Regions from separate parts of the Homo sapiens genome. Here regions 2, 3 and 4 are each linked to region 1. The links are chromatin contacts, found by Hi-C or POLR2A ChIA-PET in ENCODE. All regions are on one chromosome and are shown on one strand. The core of a region is the stretch at or near the end of the contact, and the rest is flanking DNA. Distances in the headings are between cores, read along the strand shown. Region 1 holds the start of PHACTR2-AS1 (PHACTR2 antisense RNA 1). Region 2 has its middle 250 kb from the start of HIVEP2. Region 3 overlaps UTRN (utrophin). Region 4 overlaps UTRN (utrophin).

Region 1 (3,494 bases), core at 438-2,937:
GCCTCTCAAAGTGCTGGGATTACAGGCGTGAGCCACCGCCCCCTATCTTTGATTTTGAAATGCCAGTCTGCATCAGCTAGAACCTTCCCTACACTGGGGTACTGAGTTGAGGAATGAACTTCCCTCTGTGTTGTTTGCTCTGTGAAACTTTTGACCTGTCTGTGTAATCCTTAGATGTATCGAGGTTTAAAGTATGCTCTGAGATTTGGGAGAGAAGAGAAGGGGTTTTAAAAACAGAAGCAATTGAAGCATTGAGCGTCAAACTTTACCTCTAGAAACGTTCCAGCGATTCCCACGACTCTGTCATGCCCTGGAGAGAATTTTGGTATAGTCGCTATGCATCTTTTCACATAATTATAATCACATACGCAATTTTACCCTTTCTAAATTCACCATGATATTATAAACACTTATTTTCTGTTGTTACATATTTTCCTTTACCTTGATTTTTTTAAAAAAATCCATAATATCCAGGCCTTCTTCCTTGGAAAACAAAACCACTGAGTAGTGACACTCAAGAGTTAAGGGAACAGAATCCCAGACCTGGTTTTGCCACCAACTAGAGATACCACCAAAGGATTGTCCCCTGAGTTCCCTGAGTTTTCTCCTCCATGAAATGGGTACCATAATTCTTACTTCACAGGACTGTTACAGAGATGAGATGAATTAAGGTTATAGGGCCCTTGTAAACTCTAAATTAATATTCAAAAATAAGGTGTTAATGTCTATCTTTAGAGGCAGTAAGCAAAGCTGTAGAAACTAGGTAGTTAGTTCTCTCTGCTGATCAAGGCTATGGTACTCAAACCTTGAATCTAGAGCCCAACACTTAAGGAGGGAGAACCTGTGTGTTCAGGCTGTGCTCCAGCTGCTGGCTCAGGGTAGGGGGTCTTCCTCCCACATATAAGCAAGAGGAATCACTAAAGCAGAGTTCAAATATTCAATCCAGAAAGCAATCAGTAATGGAAGAACTGTAACTCTGGTTTCTTTATAAATGGAGCTGAGAATCCCAGGTATTTCTGATAATTTAATGAAGGTTTATGAAATTTTCTTAGTCTTCCCATGCCTTTGTATTTTGATTTTTAGAATGAATGTACTTCAAGCTTAGCACGTCCCTTATACACTGTAGGAGTATGATAGATCTATGTTGACCTGAATGAAGGTATGAGCAGAGGGGAATTATCCACGCAAGTATGGTATTATTTACTTTCCTCTTATTATTGAGCTGGTGATTCCAGTATTTCCACGGAATAGTAGATCAACAGGCACATTTCGGATTTGACTAATCAGAGCTGCAGATGTGGTCTGACAGTTCCTCTCATCCACTCAGTTCTGCTCTCTTGGTTGCTTTCTCGATTCCTATTCCCAGATATATTTCTCCCTGGAGACTGTTTTCTTCTGGACTAGTCTCTTAATCTTCCCAACCCATATTTGGAGAGATGTTTCGTGCTCACCCGTGACCATGAGAAAGTGTTGCACTTTCTGGCCTCCCTTGCAGTTAGGCAGGGCTATGTGATTGGTTCCAGCCAGTGTGGGCTGTGAGGGAAAGAGGTGTGTTACTTGTGGGCTGAGACAGTGAGAAGCTCGTGCATAATTCTCCAGGCTTTCTTTCTTCACCTCATCAACTGAGGAGACCACAAGTTCAGGAATCATAGCCACAGGATGGTGGAGCCGCCATTGGCCTCAACTCTGAGTCACCATGGCAACAGTCTCCTTGGAGAATCATGTGGCCCACAATGGACTTTATGTAATTGAGAAATCCATTTTTGTGATGTCAAGCCAATGATATCTGGGGATTATTTGTGACAGTGGCACAATTGTGTTTATTCTGACTACACATTCCATCTCTAAAATGGCCTCAGTCTGTTCTCTGATTTTAAACCTTTCTTGTATGTGGGGAGTACATCCTGAAAATTTTGATGTATTTATATTATTTAGATTATATTGCCATATTTTCCAAACTGTGGCCTACATACCACTGGTGGTATGTAGGATATTTTTATGTGGAATATAGATAGACATACCTGTTTTTTAAATATTTACATGTATAATTCTTTTCCACTTATGGCAAGTGATGTGTCTTTCCCATTCTTAGTGGTTGCATAAATGCTTCTTTTACAATAACATTGGAGAAAATGAAGTGACTTAAGGAGAAATATCCAGCAGATAAAAGTATAATTGATGTGCAGATATGGCAAAAGTCTGAGAAATGCTATTCAAATGACTGAAGATTTGGGAAGTGCTGCGTGTGATAAGTTATATGGTGGAATGTCTTAAAGAAATCTCCACCAGACCAGGAGATTTTCATTTTTGACAACCAGTTCACAGAATTCGATTCAGTAGATGTTTTTGAATGAGTAAACATTACTATAAAAAATGTTTAAATCTAGGAACCTAAATAATAAAAGTCCCAGTCCAATCCTTTGAGGTCAATTTCATTGTTTTTCTCCTTATTCTCTGCTCTTAAGAGATTCTGTTTCCCTTAAGTGTGTTAGGCTCAAATCAGATTTAACCAAAGATCAGCATTCGTGGCATCATAACATTTAAGAATTTAAAATGTGTGCATGACATTTTTAGAAATAATGATTTGCTTTGCTGATATTAAAAAACGAGGTTGCTGTTGGTCTGAGTCACAGGTGAAGCCCCATTTGTTTTTCCATTCAGCCACCCGCTGGCCCTAATCACAAATGTCTTTGTACTCACAGTCATCTTATGCAGGGTTTGTACTTCGGCTTCTCTCACTGTGCTGGAGATTAAAATGTGAGATGAGGAGTAACACACTTGCCAGTGACATGGAAGTAAATATTATTGTTTTTGGGGGGTGACATCGACTGCATTTCAAATACAGCCATGAAAATGTTCTATCAATAGCTTTCTATCGATTGGCAGTTTTGTGCCTTTTCAGTTCAGCTCCCAGAGCTGGTCCTGATGAGGTGACTGGCAACTCACCCCAGGTGTGGCAGGCCCCTCCCCACTCTCCTGGGGCTCTCCCTCTCCCCGCTTGCTCTCCTTCCCTAATCCCCACACCTTTTTATGAAGATCAGTCCTTTGCACAGCAGCCATGGCCAGCGTGAGGTGCATGTGCAAGTGGAGAAGTAGCAGGTTCATCGACTCGTTCTGGTAGGGGGCCTCTATCTTATTGAGCACACTTTTGACGGTGGAGATGCCGCTTTATTGCAAATCCCTCCCCGGACTCCTCCTCTTCTTCCAAAATTCAGGCTGAAGACAATTGCCCTGATTCCCTAACCTAAGGGATGGCTCTGCAAGTGGTGATCGATGTTTATCAAATGCCCCTGAGACTCGAAGACGCAAATTATATTCCTATTTTTCATGAAATTTAAAAAACTTTCTAATTTAAGATCATTTAACTTTTAGCTGCTGCAAAACTGGTACATGGAGTTCTCGTATACTCTTCACCTGGACTCCCCAAATGGTAATATCTTACAAAACTGTAGTACAACGATGGAAATCAAGAAGGGAATGTAGGTAAAGAGCAG
Region 2 (3,494 bases), core at 461-2,960, 880 kb before region 1:
TAGTTGCTGTTGATAACTCCCAGGATGTTGAAAAGGAGACTGTTATAGACAGGAAGATGGCTATTACCTCTTTTAACCTCTATGGTGCTTCAGATTCTGAGAATCTATTGCACAAAATAATAATTATAACTAATAATTATAACCACTATAACTATTAACATATAACCTGTAGTTATTAATAGTTATGATTAATAAAGTCATAGAATCTCAGATTTGTCAGGGAACTCAGAAGTCAACTTTCCCAGCCAATGTAAGACAGTATGAAAAATCCTTGGCCACACATGCGGATAAAGGATTGCCCATGGCTGGGAATGTATATCCTTTCCTGCTGCTCACTGGTCTACACTAGCAGGTAAGAAACACATTTGTCTCTAAACACCCAGCCCAGTGGTACATGAAATGATCTTCATCTATTTGTTTCTCAAGCATGAAATGATAGCCTACACACAATCTTTTCATATTGTAGTCACTCTGTGATCTTTCAAAATGAAAATAAAGAGGTCTTGTCACTAGGTGTACAATCTATTTTCCTTGACTTGAAATCTCATCTTTTATTTCTTCAAAGCACATAAGGACTTTATCTTTAATTCTATCTTGTATTCTGTTATCAAATCCATTTGTTGTTGTTCTATGTCTGCTCAGGATGTCTGAACATTTTTACATAGAGTAACTTTAAGTGTGAACCTAAGTCGAATTCAAAACAAGACATCTAACTCTAAGAAAAGCCTTAGGTAAAACTTTGAATATATTTATCTTGAATGCTACAAGATGTCCAAATTATCCCTAGACATCCTCTCTTCACTTTCTTCAGACACCTAACCCTTCCTCCCTCTGCCACCTCAAATTCAAAATTCACACTTAGGAGAAAGATTTGTAATTTTTTCAAATCAAAGCTTATAGTAGAAGCCAATCAACTAATTCTGTAATTGTCTCTTAAACACCCTAAACTATGCAGGACCACTTCATTGCAAAAACAAAATAAACTCTTGAAATCACAAGGTAATATATAGCAATTAACAATTCAACATTACAAACAGTAAGTGCTATTGGTAAATGCTACTTAAGTTCAGGAAATAAAAGGTAATTATCTTTGAGCTGACAAATTTACCGCACTACCAATAAATGAAGGAATTACTGTATAGTGTGCTAGCAGGGATCCTGGGAGATCTGGTGGAGATAGAAGTTCTAGCTGAACTTCAGAACCCTCCAATACAAACAGGCTTATCTGAGGGGACAGGTCAGTCCTGCACACTATTGCAAGTGTTATCAAAGTGTGGTCCACGGACCAGCATCCTCTACACCACTTGGGAGCTTGTTAAAGGTACAGAATCGAGGGCCCCGTCCAGAACTAGTAAATAAAAAATCTAGATTTTTAACAAGCTCCCAGGATGATTATTCATATGCACATTGAAGTTTGAGAAGCTCTGGTCTACACAGTGGCGATTCTGCTCAGTTTCTTCGCATTTTAGTCCTGGGCTTTCAAAGCTACTTGCTTTTTTAAATCAACTATTAATTTGTAGCCTACAATTGTCACAACTGCAAAATTAACTCATTACTTAACTTTATTCTATTTCTCATGCATTTCCCCCTCAACGTCCCTTTTTCTCCAACGGTGGTCCCTTGAGAATGACAGATTTTTCACCACCCAGCAACCAAGGCACTACCCCACATCCTACACGAGGGGGCGCATGAGGACTAAGATTCGGGATCTTCTAGGCCATCTTCTCCACAGTGATTTTTATCAGCGACGGCCCCCTTTCTCCAGGATTGGTTTCCCAATGACATCACTTGGAAGCATGAAGAGTTGCTAGAATCCTCTCCTCCACTCACAAGCCAGGCATTTCCTGAACCCTTGCTGCGTTCGCCGCTTTCCACCCCATACCATTTCCCTAAGAGACAAGCATTCAGATGATCTACCCCCAGGGGTCCCAGGGAAGGAGGGAGAATCATTGCTTTAAATACAACGGCAGATCAGAGGGCCCTTGGTCAATATCCCTGCTCTCATTTCTCCTGTGTTTCATCTTCCATCAGGTCATACAGCCTTGAAAGTCTTTGACACATCACCCCTCCCTTCAGATCCCCACCTCTCCAATATTTCAGCAGAGCTTGGTCTTTTATAATCTAATTTTAAAAAACTCTTGCTCCATTCTGTTCTTTTACTGCAAACAGAGAGTAGCTGAGTGAGTGGCGTGAGGATGAAGAGTCCAGAGCTGAGGCTTGTGGATTTCCTGGGAAGTTACTCACTCAACCTTTGGCCTGGGGAATAATTAGAAAAATGAATGTTTCATTCCCTTGAGAAGGCTTTTTCTTTGTCCACTGGAACCCAATACTGGCGCTGTGGCTGTGTTTTAGAGAGTGTCTAGTGGCGCTAACTTGCTAAATCCATGAGGTTTATCACTGTTATGCACAGTGCCCACCAAGTGTTGGCAACAAGCAACTCGTAAATGCATTTTGGCAATTACTATGAAATTTTCAGTGTCATATGGGTCTTCCACCTCCTAAAAGCTTTTGTCCTGATGAAAGCTTTTATTTTAACTGTAGTTTTTCCCTAATAGGGCTCTATTTCAAACTTTAACAGTTGTAATTATTTGTATCAACGTGCAATCCCACACTTAAACAAATTGGAGCCCACTCCAGAACAAAATTAAAATGGCTTCAAAGAATGACAGAAAAACATTTCTTTTGGCAAGGAATAACAGGAAGGCAGAAGGAATACAGGAGAGATCCAGTGGAGAGGATAAAGCAATGGGAGGCCTTTCCACATGTGTAGCCTCTTAAAAAAATTGCTACCATTCCTTATGTTGCCTATGCAGGATACAACCCTATCTCTTAGTAAAAATGGTCTCCCCACCCCCACAATTCTTGTGGCTATTACCAAACAGTGCTTCTTATAAAAGAAAAAGAATATGACAAAGCAACCACAAGGAAGGTTAAAAAAAAAAGATAAAACCCGGGGCTAGAATACACCCAGTTGATGCTCAATAATGATTGACTTAAATGTTTGTGTGGCACAAGGTACAGAGTGGATTTCTTTCACATCAATCTGGAAATTCATAGCTTCTTCAGGCTTCTTGTCATACATATCGTGTGAAATATTTTATGACACGGCTCTGTGGATCCTGAAATGCTCGGTCCCGTTCTGTCTGAAAGTAGCACTTCTCTCTTCCTGTTGGGCCCCTCACCAAGAGCCCTTAGCGTCTGAGGCATCTCCCTGGTTATACTTTCATCAGATGGTGAAGCGGCCGTGCATTCATTGCACTTTCCCCCCAACACAAGCACTTTCATTGTTATCATTTACTGATATCAAATAGAGAAGTAAGTCAGGTGAATCATCATATACTGTGTATTTATCACAAAATCGAGCCTACCCTTTATGCCTGGGAGAACACTGGCATGACCTAGTTCACTTCCCTAGGGCTGGATACCCTTCAAGTCTTCCTCCGTGAAGGAGAATCTTTCTCCTTGTATGAGCCAAGAACACATTTTAGTGCAGC
Region 3 (3,494 bases), core at 253-2,752, 780 kb after region 1:
ATGCATTAAAAATTTCATAGTGATGGTATTTAAAGAGGGAGGTTATGGACATTTTGCAAGTTGGTTGAGGCAATAGTTCTCATTTCCCTTTTCATGTCCCACGGGACATGTCATATCTGTCTGCCTCCCTCCTATGCATTTCTCCTGCTGTTGCAAGGAGAATCTTATGTTTTATGATGAAAATTTATTTGGTGACTAAGTGAAGTGTGCACTATTCTTTTAAAAAGTCCTTGAGATTGCATTCTGTATATTTGCTGAATTTGTTACTAGGCCTTACGCTGCAACATTTCTGAGTAATCAAATCTAAATAAAAATAAAAGGTCGTTCAAGGTAAATCTATGTCTTGATTACTGAAATAAAGTATTGACATTTATTTCCCATAATTTGGGAAGTTATTCAGTAAATAATATTTGCCTGGTGTTTTATAATGAATCATTTTTATCATATTGGGTTTGTGTTAGGAAGACTGTCAGCATTGATTTTCCAGTAGTTTTCTAAATTTTCTCATCTATTTATGTTTCTTCTTCTTCTTTTTCTTTTTTTCTTTGAGACAGGGTCTTGCTCTGTCAACCAAGCTAGAGTGTAATGGCATGAGCTAGGTTCACTGTAGCCTCGATCTCCGGGGGTCAAGCAGTCCTCCCACCTCAGCCTCCTGAGTAGCTGGGATTACAGGCATGTGCCACCACGCTCAGCTCATTTTTCGGATTTTTTTTTTATTTGGGTAAGAGTCTCGCTCTGTTGCCCAGGCTGGAGTGCAGTGGTGCGATCTCAGCTCACTGCAACCTCCCCTTCCCAGGTTCAAGCGATTCCCTTACCTCAGCCTCCCGAGTAGCTGGGACTACAGGCGCATGCTACCATGCCTGGCTAATTTTTTGTATTTTTAGTAGAGATGGGGTTTCACCGTGTTAGCCAGGAACGTCTTGATCTCCTGACCTTGTGGTCCACCTGCCTCTGCCTCCCAAAGTGCTGGGATTTTAGGCGTGAACCAACGTGCCCGGCCCTTCTGATTTTTTTTTTTTTTTTTAAATAGAAACAAGGTCTCACTATTCCCAGGTTAGGGTCTTGAACTTCTGGGCCCAAGTAATCCTTCTGCCTTGGCCTCCCAAAGTGCTGGGATAACAGGCGTGAGCCACTGTGCCTGGCTATTTATGTTTCCTAATTACTGCAGTGCTCATGTTTCTGTCAGCTTCAACTATGCCACACATGACTAGGAATTAGAAATAAGAAAACAGTAACCAGCCTGGCCAACATGGCAAAACCCTGTCTCTACTAAAAATACAAAAATTAGCTGGGTGTGGTGGTGAGTGCCTGTAATCTCAACTACTTGGGAGGCTGAGGGACGAGAATCGCTTGAACCTGGGAGTCGGAGGTTGCAATGAGCTGAGATACTGCCATTAAACTCCAGCCTGGGCAACAGAGCGAGACTGTCTAAAACAAACAAACAAACACACACAAAAACAAAAACAAAAAAACCAAGGAGCCAAAAATAAATGACTCAGTGAACATTTATTGAGCAACTGTGGTTTGCTGGGTGCTGCGGTCGTTGTTGTGAAGGTGCTGGGATGTTTTAAAGTTGGTTTTAAACTTAAGGATTCTACTTACTGGCAGCCTAGAACCACTGCATATGCCTTGCAGAGATGATGATGGACACTTGTGTCCTCACCTGTGCAGTGCAGGCACATCAGTGAAGAGCCTTAGATTCTCATTTTGCAACTGTTTTCACACTTGGGTATCGGTTTCTAGATCTAAAGCAGTAAATGAGAAAGGCAGTGGGTGTGAATGCTGCTATAAACTGACACCCTGACAATAACGATATGCTTGTTGACAGGCTGATTGCAGAGGAGATGAAAAAATAAAGGGCAGAACAAAAAAGTCTCAAAGCTCTGCCCCCTGCGTCAGTAGGAAGCTGTATTTTGCTACTCAAGTAGACTAACATTGGAGAAATAATTAGCAAGTGAAAAAGTTCTTCCACCGAAAGGACAATGCAAGTTAAGGCAGGTAGTCTGGTTTTCTGTGCTGCAGCATCCAACCACGTTCTAGAATCCTGTTTTCATATTTTGTTGGACCCAACTGGATTAAAACAAAGCCCCTTTCTCTGGCTGGGTAGTGGCCCGAGTTAGGCAGTTTCCAGTGCTCTAATTGGTACTTTGGAGCCAGTGTCCAGTGACTTTCAGAAGCAGGGTAAATGTTCTTGGTATTGAGCAGTTCTCTGCTGGATGCCGGGCCTGTCCTCATGGTTCATGCTGCCCTTAGATCATCAGCCATTCACTCCTATGGTCGGTCAAGGACACCTTCTCTAGGAATTCTCTGCTGACTTCCAAGTGTGGGTTGGGTGCCCCTCTTCTCTGCTTTCTCCTTCCCTGCTTGGATTAAATTCAGAGATTCTAAGATGTCTTCATCTGTCACAACATTCATGATGGATGTTACCCATCAGTGTTTTTGAAAACGAGGTCTATCTCTGCACGGTGTTGAAAGATAGGTGGAACTTATCTTTTAATAATCTCTTCAGGTGGTCATTGTGTATGTTTGAGAACCTCTCCTTTAGACCATGAGCCTGAAGAAAGTCCTGTTCTTGTCTTTGAATCTTTAAACCTTCCCTAGCTCCTGGCACGTTTTTTAGTTGCTCAGATTTTTTGTTGTAGTTCAGTGAATGAGGTAGAATTCTGGTAATTTTTTTGTTGTTGTTCGGTGAATGAGATATAATTCCTGTTAAAAAATGTGTGGAAAGCAGGTATGCCTATGGAATCCAAATCCAGCAATGTGATCAAAAGCCGCTTGAAGGATTTTCGAACATTTTTCATTTCTTTCTTTTTTTTGAGACAGAGTCTCTGTCACCTTGGCTGGAGTGTAGTGGTCCAATCTCGGCTCACTGCAACCTGGGCTCAAGGGATCCTCCTACCTCAGCCTCCAGAGTAGCAGGGACTAAAGGCATGCACCACCATGTCCCACTAGTTTTTGTATTTTTGGTAGAGATGGGGACTCCCTATGCTTCTCAGGTTGGTCTTGAACTCCTGGGCTCAAGTGATATACCTGCCTCTGCTTCCCAAAGTGCTGGGACTATAGGCGTTAGCCACCATGCCTGGCCCATTTTTTCTTATTGTTTTGTAAATCAACATTATGTGAAACCTAAAATTTAATATGGATATACAAAAATAGCTTTTTTATTTTCTTGCCCAAGAAAATAAACTGTATCTTTATTATTTATATTTTTGCCGTTTTGAAATAAGCCTTTTATTTTAGAATAATTTTACATTTATAGAAAAGTTGCAAAGATGGTATGTAAAGTTCCCCAGTTACCACTTTTTGCCACTGTTACCCAGTTTTCCCCACTGTTAACATCTTGTTACCCAGTTTTCCCCACTGTTAACATCTTACATTACTATGTTACGTTGATCACACTTAGTGAACTGATATCAGGATTGTTATTATTAAAGGCTTTAAGAGTTATTGTTGAAGATTTATAAATTTATAGATGAAATAATATTTAGAACATA
Region 4 (3,494 bases), core at 353-2,852, 770 kb after region 1:
CTGATAATTTTGGTGATTTACTCTTATCTGTGCTTTGAACACTTTATTCTTATAATTAATATCATTATTTTTAACTTACTGAAACCTTTCAACTTACGTAATCAGTAATGTTCTCATGCTGATATTAACCTTTTATTTATTTATTTATTTATTTATTTATTTATTTATTTATTTATTTGAGATGGAGTCTCATTCTGTCACTCAGGCTGGAGTGCAGTGGTGCGATCTTGGCTCACTGCAACCTCCACTTCCCGGATTCCAGCCAATTCTCCTGCCTTAGTCTCCCAAGTAGCTGGGATTACAGGCTCCCACCACCACACGTGGCTAATTTTCGTATTTGTATTTTTAGTAGAGATGGGGTTTTGTCATGTTGGCCAGGCCTGTCTCGAACTCCTGACCTCAGGTGATCCACCCACCTCGGCCTCCCAAAGTGCTGGGATTACAGGTATGAGCCACTGAGCTCAGCCTGATATTAACCTTTTAATTCAATACAGTCTTCCCATAACAGACCTTCTCCCATTGATGGGCTCATTTTTATTGCTCTTTGTTCTCTACTGATTCTGTCAGTTTTTAGAGCCCATAAAATAGCTTCATTTCTATACCGTCTTATTCACATTCAGATTTTTCATATAGCATGTCACACACAGTATAAGACATTTTCCATAACATATTATGAGTTGATGATTTCTGTCATGTTGAAGAAGATCATACAGCAACACTTATCTTGTAAATTCTCTTATAATGCCAGGTAAAAAAAATGTTATGTGAAATGGCACATTGAAAGAAAGGAAAATCTAAAGGTGGATTGCTTAAATGATTGTGATTGTTTTTCCCATTGGATCTTCTGCAGATGAGAATTCCCTGCATAGATCACCCAAGGGGTGGCAGATCGGGCTTCTCAGTTTCAGCCAGGGGTGGACGGTTTGCATCTCCTGATGTGTTCATCAACAACATGATGAAGCCAGTGTCCTTGGCTACTGATTCCAACCTTTTGTTCTGTTCTTGGAGAAATGGGGAAAAAGATACACTTATATACTAGTGTAGATTTTGGTTATCTTTATTTGTGAAGAAAATTTTTTGTTTACCTCTCATTTTATTCATTCGTTCAGTAAATATCTCATTTTATTCATTCGTTCAGTAAATATTTATCCACCCACCTACTATGTGCTAGGCACTGTGATAGTCACTAGGTATTAAAAAAGTACATTGATGATCGATGCTAAGATTATTTTCAAACTATTTTAAGAGAGGACTCCTAAATTAAAAGAAATTATGTATCAACAGACAAATGCCCTTTTATTTTTTTCCCTACAAAATTGCTGCTGGCTAGAGAATGATGATGATTTGCACTTCTGACATCATTGCCTAATGTTGGGTTTCTGTGCCTGGGCTCTTTATGCTGTGGAGGCAAATGGTGCTTTGAGTGTCTTAATTTCACCGGAATGCTGCACCTGTTGCTGGCTATTCTTGCATATGAAATCCAGACCCTAGAGTCACTTGCTTTCATTTCCTTTTCCTCCTCCCTCTTTCCGGTGTGTGTTTGGGGGGGGTGGGGGTGGTGAGGCAGGGTGGGGGCAGCAGATTAGTAGCTTCTGTGAAGAGTAACCACCTTCCTGTTCCGTCAAGGCTATGATTTTAGCGCCCCCGGGAGTGGTAGTGTTGCGTCACTCTGTCATCTGTCGCCGAAAGACTCATAATCCGGGCAGCCTCAAGAGTTTGAGGCGTGGGTTTGTGCCCGAGTTTGGGGTTCTAGGGGAGGGGTGAAGTGGAACAGGCTTTCAGCAGCTGCTGCCGCCACCTGATACCTGGAACCTTACTGCTATTGAGGAACATGTATTTCCTCTTGGCTTCATTTGCTGTTTGGCTATGACTGAGGAAGACAGGAGGTATTGCATAGTATCATTTACTTTCATAAACATAACTTTGACATCTCTAGGCTTCATGTTGGTTCAGGCAATGCTCTCGAAAGCCAGGGAGCTGCTTTGCAAGATGCATGCTATGGCTGAAGGAACGGCTCAATAGCTGGGAGCTGGCCCTGAGGTTTAAATCCACTCACAGCACGAATTTGGTGTTTTACTTTGTGTCCTGAAACCTCAATAACCTCATTTTTCAAGTGAGAGTTGAAATATTGACACAACTTAACTTTTAAGAATTTTGAAGGCATCAGTGAAAATAAATTGAACGAACTTTGAAGTTCAGAGATCTCTAAAAGTGAATACAGACCAAATTATATCCTGATGATCAAGTAGGAACATCCGTAGTTCCAGTACTATAGTTCATTGACAACCTCCAGAAAGTTACGGTAGTCTAACATTCCTTATTTAAAACCAACTTTGCCATGTTTAATTTATTTATACTTTTATAGATAGACAGATTTACTACTGGACATTCTCTGGCAGAGAAAAATTTCATGGAAAGTGAAGTTTAATGTGAAATGGCACATAAGTGGTCCTGACTTGCAAACTCAGGAATGGCTTGTTGACCACTGTCCTGGAATAAGAGAGCCCAGCTTTGTTCTTGTCTTATTTCTGGATCGCCCTTTCTCCTTTGTACCTTCTGACATTGTTTCTGAGTTCCCTCCTCCCATCTGCCACCCGCTCCTTTGCAACTCTGTAGAGCATTTTAATAACAGGTTGTTTGTGCCTGTCTTGCCTCTGCAGCACTCACTCCCACCTGTTTCCTCAGCCTCTGACTTCTCCTTTCCCCTTTTTGGCATGCTCTGACCTGCCTCCGTAGTTGAACCCGATTCCTGAGGCAATGATATGGCAGGTCCCTCAACTCTCCATCTATAGCACTTGCCTTGCCTGGCCTGGGAACCGGCTCTTTCACTGCTGTACTGCATGGAACAGAGTAGGCACTGCTTAAACCTATCAGCTGCCTGGCTCTCTCAAATGCTCTTTCCAGGAACTCTGGCACTGTGAACCCACTGCTGAATCTCGTGGCTCATAAATAAACTCTCAAGTGATAATTGTGACTTGAATTCTCTAGTTCTTACCTGACCACCTCTTAATATCATCCTGGAACTGTCTTTATATCATCTTGGAAACCCTGGAGCTGATTTGAAATACCTCTGGTCAGTTCCTCAGCATCAGTTCTGTCTAATGAACACCTATATTCTTCATTGTCTCCTCACTCTTGGCTCTAAGTTGTCACAAGTAGATGATTATGTCTCATTCCCAAGTAGAGATAGGACACATGAGAGTGGGTGGGTGTGCCCATAGTTTAGACAGGACTATCTTTGTGTGGTACCAGCTGCGGCAGGATCTACAGATGACTCACACATGTTAATACCCACATCTTCTGAGTGGCCAACATCCTCAGATTTGCATGTGGGCATTTGCAAGAGGAAGCACACAGATGCTGTGATCAGGGCTGAGATGCCTACAGGTGTGTCTGCTGGGCTGCGGCAGGTGGTGGCCAGTGGAAGACAGGTTGTAGGTAGGGAAAGTGTTGCCTCATGGAGGGTGATCCTGATATGGTGGGAACTTCAATCC

What was found. Hi-C counts contacts between places; a loop is a spot of excess contacts on that map. ChIA-PET counts read pairs that join two places held with the same protein, here RNA polymerase II (POLR2A). Pooled maps may share reads with other maps.
Region 2: a loop to region 1 is called in a pooled map, with 5 times the contacts of the local background. The contact joins the enhancer-like site here to the promoter of PHACTR2-AS1 in region 1. A Hi-C loop is called at or near these places in 2 of 37 single-sample maps with no recorded cell type and 6 of 50 pooled maps.
Region 3: a loop to region 1 is called in a pooled map, with 2.8 times the contacts of the local background. The contact joins the enhancer-like site here to the promoter of PHACTR2-AS1 in region 1. A Hi-C loop is called at or near these places in 8 of 37 single-sample maps with no recorded cell type and 2 of 50 pooled maps. POLR2A ChIA-PET finds 5 or more read pairs at or near these places in 1 of 52 experiments (HCT116).
Region 4: a loop to region 1 is called in a pooled map, with 3 times the contacts of the local background. The contact joins the enhancer-like site here to the promoter of PHACTR2-AS1 in region 1. A Hi-C loop is called at or near these places in 8 of 37 single-sample maps with no recorded cell type and 2 of 50 pooled maps. POLR2A ChIA-PET finds 5 or more read pairs at or near these places in 1 of 52 experiments (H1).

Annotation. Positions count from the first base shown.
Region 1 is chr6:143,567,652-143,571,145 of GRCh38, forward strand. PHACTR2-AS1 (PHACTR2 antisense RNA 1) reads right to left here and starts at 1,688. Exons shown (of 3, transcript NR_027113.2): 1 at 1,209-1,688. It also overlaps a transcript of PHACTR2 not described here.
Region 2 is chr6:142,691,366-142,694,859 of GRCh38, forward strand. No RefSeq gene overlaps it. Among named protein-coding and RNA genes, the nearest start is that of HIVEP2, 250 kb to the right of the region's middle. Within about 2 kb of position 1,711, at least 2 of the 41 ENCODE cell types and tissues checked have a DNase peak (open chromatin) inside an H3K27ac peak, as active enhancers do.
Region 3 is chr6:144,352,414-144,355,907 of GRCh38, forward strand. All of the region lies in intron 2 of UTRN (utrophin), which reads left to right. Among named protein-coding and RNA genes, the nearest start is that of SNORA98, 51 kb to the right of the region's middle. RefSeq lists an enhancer at 1,935-2,024. Within about 2 kb of position 1,503, at least 6 of the 41 ENCODE cell types and tissues checked have a DNase peak (open chromatin) inside an H3K27ac peak, as active enhancers do.
Region 4 is chr6:144,332,774-144,336,267 of GRCh38, forward strand. All of the region lies in intron 2 of UTRN (utrophin), which reads left to right. Among named protein-coding and RNA genes, the nearest start is that of UTRN, 49 kb to the left of the region's middle. Within about 2 kb of position 1,603, at least 15 of the 41 ENCODE cell types and tissues checked have a DNase peak (open chromatin) inside an H3K27ac peak, as active enhancers do.